Linked DNA regions of Homo sapiens: region 1 is linked to region 2. A link is an interaction called in ENCODE POLR2A ChIA-PET data of the cell type or tissue named here. Cell type or tissue: OCI-LY7. All regions are shown on one strand. Each heading gives the region's core, and the rest is flanking DNA. Links, peaks and the distances in the headings are about the cores only. Region 1 has its middle 20 kb from the start of SPESP1. Region 2 overlaps CORO2B (coronin 2B).

Region 1 (4,401 bases), core at 200-4,199, 240 kb before region 2:
TTAAACATTGTAAGGTGAACATCTCCTTCCTTCATTCTTGTTGGTCTGTCTCTGACTACAGAAATAGCCTCATATAAATGGCATGTCCACATTCTAAATTCAAGGCCCTCTGTGAAAGTGAGTTCTGGCCGTGGCAGCTCTGATGAGGTGGGAGGAGTCATTTTGCCACTAAAGTGGCAAAATGTAAGACATTCAAGAGGGTGGAGTGCCAAGAACAAGGTAAGCCTGCCCGTGGTGCAGGCAAGAGGGAACATCGAAAAAAAATTTATAAAGTAACAAAACCAATGGAAAGTTGACCTACTTTTTATTGTCACTACTCCCTGGCAATTATAAAAAATGTCAATGGTAAGGCCAGGCACGTTGGCTCACACCTGTAATCCCAGCACTTTGGGAGGCCAAGGCAGGCGGACCACCTGAGGTCAGGAGTTTGAAACCAGCCTGGCCAACATGGCGAAATCCTGTCTCTACTAAAAGTACAAAAATTAGCCAGATGTGGTGGCACATGCCTGTAATCCCAGCTACTTGGGAGGCTGAGGCAAGAGAATCACTTGAACTAGGGAGGCGGAGGTTGCACTGAGCCAACAATGCACCACTGCACTCCAGCCTGGGCGACAGAGCAAGACTCTGTCTAAAAAAAAAAAAAAAAAAAAAAAAAAAGTCAATAATAAAACACTCCTACCTAAAAACAAAATTATTGGTCTGCACTCTATACAATAGCAGTGATTACTGGTGAGTTTTAAGAATATACATGTAATCTGTCAATTAGTACATCTGTTTACCGCTTATACTTGAGAATTGTTCCAGCTGTCTGGCACAGTGTGTGCCTGAATCCGGCTCAAGTGATAAACACATTCCTGCATTGAGATGGTAGATTTGACATCAGCAATGATGGCACAGCCTTATAGATGAAGAAGCAAAACCTGAGTTACTTCAATCATGTCAGTCTTTGTGACCTCTTAGCGTTTTCATTTGTATTTAAAGTTGAAAACAGGCCAGGTGCGGTGGCTCATGCCTGTAATTCCAGCACTTTGGGAGGCTGAGGCAGGCAGATCACCTGAGGTCAGGAGTTTGAGACCAGCCTGGCCAACGCAGCAAAAACCCATCTCTACTAAAAATACAAAAACTAGCTGGGCATGGTGACATGTGCCTGTAATTCCAGCTACTTTGGAAGACTGAGGTAAGAGAATCACTTAAACTTGAGAGGCAGAGGTTGCAGTTAGCCGAGATCATGCCACCGCACTCCAACCTGGGTGACGGAGCAAGACTCCATCTCAAAAAATAAAAGGAAAAAAATAATAAAGTTGGAAACAGTAAAGTAGGGCAAATTGTGAGATATATTTTTGTTGTTAACACAAATTTTATTTCATATGTGAAATATCTTTAAAATGTATACTCTTTTAGTAGTTGTTATAAAACTAAAGAACAAATCAAGAGAATCATTATTACTGATTATTACAGAAGGTAATCTTGCCCTATAGAGGATCGGGGATGTTGAATATATTAGGTATGCCATCAACTGCCCCCTAACAAAACAAAAAGTGAGAAGAGGCCTGCCAGAAGCACTGCTCCAAAACATTAACTCTGCAAGGAATATTTAAGGAGCTTTGGAATTGGGCGTTGGGCATTGCAGTGTTACCAGCTGTCTTTTTTTTTTTTGTTTTTTTTTTTTTTTCAACATTTTCCCACCAAAAGGCATACAGATACTGTAATAAGCACATTCAGCAGTTTGTTCTAGGTCAAATCTTGGGAACATTACGCTAAGTGAAATAAGACAGTCACAAAAAGACAAATACTACATGATTCCACTTAAATGTGGTTTTAAAGAAACCAGACTCTTAGAAACAAGCAGAATTGTTGCTAGGGACTGGGGAAAGGGGAGAGGGGGAGTTGCTGTTTAATAGGTATAGAGCTTCAGTTTTGCAAGATGAAAAAGCTTTTAGAAATCTGTTGCACAACAATATGAAAATAGCTGACACTACTGAACTTCACACTTAAAAATGGTTAAGATGATACATTTTATACTGTTTAGCACAAAAATAATTTTATAAAAATGTACCTTTTGAAGGTTTTTTTATCTGATATGTGTAATACATAAAGCCAATTCTATCTAGATCCAGTCTTTATATTCTTTTTTTAATATACAGACAGGGTCTCACTCTGTTGCCCAGGCTAGAGTGCAGTGTTGTGATCATAGCTCATTGCAGCCTCAAACTCTTGGGCTCAAAAGATCCTCTTGCCTCAGCCTCCTGAGTAGCTAGGACTACAGGTGCATGCTACCACACCCAGCTAACTTTTTAATTTTTTGTAGAGACAGGGTCTTGCTGTGTTGTCCAGTGTTTACATTCTAAAGACACTGTATGTTGTCTGTCTAGAAATAATATGCTTTGGAGTGACCCAAACTGCAGTTAATGACATTAACAGGTAGAGGTGTTTTACATACCCAATGAAGGGATACACCTTTGCAAACTTTTCTATATTCTTCACAGATGCAGTCTGGCCTGGTGCTATCATGAAGCACATGTTCTCTCTCTGCTTTCAAGGACAGACATTTATGGGTTTATGATCTTCTCTCTATAGAGTAGGAAATATGTCATAGAGTTACAATACAAACTCACATTCACTAAAGAACAATTTAATAAGCAGTTTCTTTATTTTCATTGTTAAAACATAACAAATTGAGGTGCCTGTATTATTCTAATTTTAATTTACAAAATTCTAATCTAGCTCACAGTAGGACCCTAAGGAAACATGTTTGAATTTTTGTTATCTTTCCAAAAGGCTGAATGTTTTGGCTTAAACAGTTTGACTTTTTTTTCATTTGTTTACTAATTTGTAATGTAATTTAATACATTGCCACTGATATGGACAGTAGACTCTTTTAGGCACTAGATAAAAAGCACAGCCTCTGTGGTCCATGCTCCAGATTATTTTTCTACTCAGTCCTAACACCTGTGACCACCTGGCTGCTTGCTCAAATATAACAAGCTGGAATGAGAATGAGACTTAGATATGATAGACTTGGCATGTATCCTCAGTGTGTGGGCTGGTGGGAGGGATCATTTGATAAACAGTTAACCCCTCAACAACACAGATTTGAACTACATGAGTCCACTTCTATGTGGGTTTTTAAAATAAATACATTAGAAAATGTGTTCTACATTTCCAACAATTTGAAAAAACTTTGATGTGAACCATGTAGCTTAAAAATAATGAAAAAATTAAGAAAGTTAAGTATGTCATAAATGTATAAAATATACGTCGATATTGGTCCATTTTATCATTTATTACCATAAAATGAGTCCATTATAATATGTTAAAATTTATAAAAACTTATGCACACACTTACAGACGGTAGATGACACAATTCAGTCAAGAGAAATGTAAACAAATATAAGATGCAGTATTAAATCGTAATGCACCAAATGAACTGTGGTATATACTGTACTACTGTAAAAACTTCATAGCCACCTCCTGTTGCTATTGTGGGGAGCTCAACTGTCGTGAGTATCTGCTTAACTCAAGTGATGCAGGTCATCTCCAGGTGAGCAGTTTCTCCCTGCAGACCATTGGAACCACAGTACATGTGATCTCTCATGGTTCTCACATAGCTTTCATTATGTTTAGTTCAATACTGTAAACCTTGACTCACACCATGGAATCCATACAAAGTGCCCCTAGTGATGCTGGAAGTGTCTCAAGAAGCAGAGAAAATTCATGACATTACAAGAAAAAGTTAGATTGCTTGATACGTACTGTGGATTGAGGTCTGCAGCTATGGTTGCCATTTCAGAAAGACAATTCACCTTGTAAACAGTTAACTTACAATACAGATAAATATAGTAGAGTACTGTCAATGGATTTTCCTTAGGATTTTTTAAATAACATTTTCTTTTGTTCTAGCTTACTTTAAGAATATAGTATATAATATATCTAATATACTAAATATGTGTTAATTGACTGTTTATGTTATCAGTAAGGCTATCAGTAGTTAAGTTTTGGGTGAGTCAAAAGTTACACATGGATTTTTGACTGAGCAGGGGGTAGGCACCCCTAACCCCTGCATCATTTAAGGATCAGCTGTATTTAAAACTCAGAGTTATGTTTTCACAAATTTGGAATTTTGTTACCAACCACTCTGAAATCCAGCCTCACTGGGCTTTCCCTGAGCCCCACCGCTTCTCTAAAATGCTTTGCCAGACCATTTCCACACCAGCCTTCCTCTCACTCCTCCACTCTTGCTGTACCCACTTTCTGCAACCCCACAACTCCTGCTCCAGTGAGAACTTACCTTTTCTTCTTCACAGACAACTACCCCTATAAACCTTTCGGCTGGTATTTATTTATTTTTCCTTTTAATACTTTGATTTCTTTTAACCATTGAACTTTTCAAAGGAATGCAAT
Region 2 (4,401 bases), core at 178-4,177:
GGCATCACTGTGTTGGATTTCTTCACAGCACCCATCACTGTCTGATGTAATCTTAACGACTGTTTGCGCCCTTGTTCATTGTTTGTCTCCTGACTGGCTCACACAACTCCTGAGAACAGGGACCTTGTCTGTGTTGTCTGCATGATCCAGAAGGTTCTTGGATCCCCTGTAGCGCCCCCCTCCCCAGCCCTGGGCCATGCCTGCAGGTTGCAAGTGTGAACACGTTGTGGGGCAGATGACCTAGGCCCTCTCGCTGACCGAGGCTCACTGTGTGTCAGGCATGGTGCTAAACTCTTAGCCAGCATCACTCTATTTTATTCCAGTTCCAGCACTTCCCAGCTGTGCGACTTTGTATAAGCTATACCTGTTTCCTCATCTGCAAGGTTGCTGAGTATTCAGTGGCACCAGGCGTCTCAAGAGCTTAGAACAGTCCCTGGCCCGTTGTACGTGTTCAACAGGTGTGGGTGATTACTGTCATCATGACAACCCTGCCAGGTGGGATTTATTATCTCTCGTTTACAAATAAGAAATCCAAGGCTTTCGGGAGTAATAACTCATCTAGCAAATGGCTGGGTCAGGACTACAGGTCCCGAAGCCCATGGTCTTCACTGCCCCATATTCTATTTCCAGAGATGGAAGTAACTGGTCTGAAGTCTCTTTCCTTTCCAGCAACTCCCTCCACTAAAACATAGAACTAGCTCTTTCAGCATTCCTCCACATCCCCCCGCCCATCTTCAGTGCACTCTCCCATCTCACAGATGGGGAAACTGAGGCTGAGAAGGGGGAGGTAGTGAATAGAGAGGCCCAGTGCAAACCTGGCTTATCCACAGGGCCTCACCCGTCCCACTCCTCACGCAGGGTTTTAAATCCAAAGCTTTGCCATCAGGCAGATGTGGGGCTTTGGCCAAGACTCATCTGCACCCTGGGCCTCAAAAGATTTCTCTGTCCGAAAAGATCCCTGTCCAGTATTTGGGCTGAACTCTGGCTGTTGGGAATGGAAAAACGAATGGGTGTGTTTCCCAGCCTCAAGGAGCCCATCGCCTAGAAGCAGGAACAGGTGTGAAAACAGACCACGATACCCCTGCCTCAAACATGGCAAGGACATGGCAGGAAGCGGAGAGTCTGTTGGCAAAGCAGAGGAAGAAGCAGGATGGCTCCAGGTGGCTTCCTGGAGGCGGTGCCCTGAGCTGTGCAGAGAGGAGCATGAAGAAGGGCAGGCAGGTAGAAGAGACCGGGGCTGGCTCAAGGTCTGGTGAGGGCAGGTGAGTCAGGAAGGGGCAGAGTGGGCCAAGCCATGGAGCCAGGGTGGGGCAGGACTTCATCCAGAAAGGGAGGCCTTAGGGGTTTTTAGAGTAGGGGTGGGGGAGCATGAGAGTGAAGGGAGATCAGGAGCGGGGAGCCTGGGGAGAGGGAAGCCTAGGGCCTGTTTGTCGAGGGTCTTCTTTGCTCCTCACCTGTGCTGCAGCTGAGCCACAGATCCTCTCACTGCCCAGGAAGGAGCCCAGAGCCAAATCTCACCCAAGGGCATGCGGCAGGTTTCTGGCAATGCCTAGATTTGGCTGGTCTACGGCCATACCACCCTGAACACGCTGATCTCGCTGAACCCAAATCTGCCTGACTACAAAACCGTGTATTTTTATCATTTTTGGGGACTCAGTGCAGTGATTGCAATAGTGTAGATAAGAAAGGACAACATCAAGGCCCTGTCCAGCACATGGGCTTAGAGAGGCACAAAACTCCCTTGGCCCCTTCCCTGCCCATCCCCCAACACAACACCCCAACCCCCAGTGCCCACAGCCGCCCTGCTTTCTCCACCCTCGCTCTCCAGGAAGAGCTCATTCAGGGGAGGAGGGAAGCACCTGCTCAGGCCACTTCTCTTTCTTTGTCTGGGGCTCTGCCAGGAGGAGCCAGCAGGGAAGGAGTAGTAGACAGAAAGAAAGAGAAAGGAAATTCCCGCCAGCTGTCAGGAAAGAATGGTGTCCTGGAAGGCCACTCACCCACTCCCTGGGTCCTGTGGAGTTCAGAACACTGGGGACTGGGGGAGGCCTTCATCCTTTGCCTCCTCTCATCTGAGAATCACCCTACCCACCTTATGTCCTAAATCTGGGCTCTTCCCTACTTCTGACACCTCGTGACACCTTGGAAAGGGAACTAGCTGCCTGGGGCCTCACTTTCAGTATTTGCATATCTGAGCATCATCTGTTGACTTGCCATGTGCCAGGTTTTATGTCCGCTACCCAGAATGTTCCCAAAGAATTATCTGTTCGAGCCTCTTCTCTACCTCAAACAAATAGGACACTCAGCTTTGAGAAGTACAGCAAGCTGTTAATACCATTAATCTAGGTGGTGTTCACTGCTAAATGATTTAAACTTTGCAGTATGTTTGAAAGTTTAATAATAAAATGCTGGGGGGAAAATATTTCTCAACCCAAAATATGTAAAAGGTAAATACCTGATGCATTGCCATCAAAGTTAGGAACAAGAGGTTGCTATGATTTAACATTTTCCTGTAGGACCTGCCAATGCAATTAAAAAAAGAAAGATATACCAGAGGTATAAAAGCTATAAATGAAGAGGAGAATTATCACTACTTGCAAATGATAAAATAGTATCCCTAGAAACCTCAAGAGAAACCACTGAAAATTAGTATAAGCTATTTGTGAATTTAGTAACATGGCAAAATATTAACATACAGAAACTTATGGCTTTCTAGTATACAATCATCAATTAGCAAATATAATTTTAAAAGGATATATAATACAATAAAAAAGGTAAATACGTGTAACAAGAAATGAATAAGAGCTATGTGAAGAAGCTTTTAATACACCACAAAAGGACACAAAGGACTACAAAAAGTAAACTATGATCATGGATATTTAGACTCAACATCATAAGGTTGACATTCTCTTTAATTTATCAATTTAACATAATCCCAATAAAATATCAATATTTTCTATCTATATAAGCAGATCCTAAAATTATATATTAAAATATATAAGCTAGAAGAGCCAACTACGTTTGAGAAAAGACCACAATGAGTGGTGACTATCCCTGTTGATATTAAAACATATTATGAAGTCTTAGTAACACAGCATTGTGGTACTGGTACATGAATAACAAGACTATTAAGTAGAAAATAATGGACAGTCTGTAAAATAAACCCAAATACATTCAGAAATGTAGAATGCAGCAAAGCCTGAATCTCAAATCAGTAGGGGAAAGAAAGGATTACTCATTACCTGGAATTATTTCAACTGGATAGATACCTGGGGGAAAAAAAGTTAATCTATACCTCATTCTTTACACCAAGATAAGTTCAAAATGCACCAAAGATTTAAATATAAGAATGAAATTCTAAAAGTAGTGAAAGGCCTAGTAAAAAGGTTACTTCTTTATAATCTCAGAGAAAGCCTTTCTAACTATGGCCCAAGATCCAGAAGCCATAAAAGACTGGTAAACTTAAATACTTGAAATGTAAACAAATAAATCTGCACTGCAAAAAGTACCATTTGAAACGTATACTTGCAACTCATATTCCAAAAGGCTCATTTCCCTAACATATAAAGGACTTCTTCCATCAATAAGAAATTAATCAAAGACCCTATAAAAAATAGGTGAAGAATATGGACAGACAATTCACACAAAAAGGAAATGCAAATAGATTGTAAGCATACGACGATATTTTCAACCTCATTTTTAATAAAAATGTTAATTGAAACTACTCTGACAAAGTTTCCCACTCATCAGCTTGGCAAAAAATTAAAACATATGATAACACTCAGGTTTTTTTGTTTTTTGGTTTTTGGTTTTTTTTTGAGACAGAGTCTCGCTCTGTCCCTCAGGCTGGAGTACAGTGGCACAATCTTGGCTCACTGCAAGATCTGCCTCCCGGGTTCACGCCATTCTCCTGCCTCAGCCTCCCAAGTAGCTGGAACTACAGGTGCCTGCCACCATGGCCGGCTAATTTTTTGTATTTTTAGTGGAGATGGAGTTTCACTGTGTTAGCCAGGATGGGCTCGATCTCCTGACCTCGTGATCCGCCTGTCTTGGCCTCCCAAAGTGCTGGGATTACAAGCGTGAGCCACCATGCCCCGCCAATAACTCTCAGTTTTTAAGAGGTTAAATGAACAGGCACACTTACACTTTGCTGGTTCAAATATAAATTATTGCAATCTCAACGGAAAGCAATTTTGTCAACATTTCAGAAGCACACACCTTTCCCCCAACTCTGAAACTTTTAACCAAGATATACTTGTATCCAAAAAAAAAATTACAGAGATCTTAGCTGTAAGGCTCATTGAATTTTTGCACGTGTACATTCATAAACCCACCACCATGATCAAAATGTAGAATACTTCTGTCATCCAGTTTTCCAAAGTGGCTGTAACACTGTACACTCCC

What was found. ChIA-PET counts read pairs that join two places held together with the same protein. Peaks named below come from ENCODE experiments on the same cell type or tissue, not always from the same donor. Only the 100,000 strongest peaks of a DNase experiment are listed, where the experiment ranks them.
Region 1: POLR2A ChIA-PET joins it to region 2 with 9 read pairs; 3 of 35 experiments call an interaction of 5 or more read pairs at or near these places.

The regions. Positions count from the first base shown.
Region 1 is chr15:68,908,379-68,912,779 of GRCh38, reverse strand. No RefSeq gene overlaps it. Among named protein-coding and RNA genes, the nearest start is that of SPESP1, 20 kb to the left of the region's middle. In OCI-LY7, for the core only: no CTCF peak of the experiment used is centred there; no DNase peak of the experiment used is centred there.
Region 2 is chr15:68,664,061-68,668,461 of GRCh38, reverse strand. The region is part of intron 2 of CORO2B (coronin 2B); the gene reads right to left. It overlaps LOC124903514 (a long non-coding RNA gene), which reads right to left. Exons shown (of 2, transcript XR_007064691.1): 2 at 2,804-4,401. Among named protein-coding and RNA genes, the nearest start is that of CORO2B, 87 kb to the right of the region's middle. RefSeq lists a silencer at 1,738-2,032. In OCI-LY7, for the core only: no CTCF peak of the experiment used is centred there; a DNase peak (open chromatin) is centred at 1,831; H3K4me3 peaks cover 678 bases; H3K27ac peaks cover 908 bases.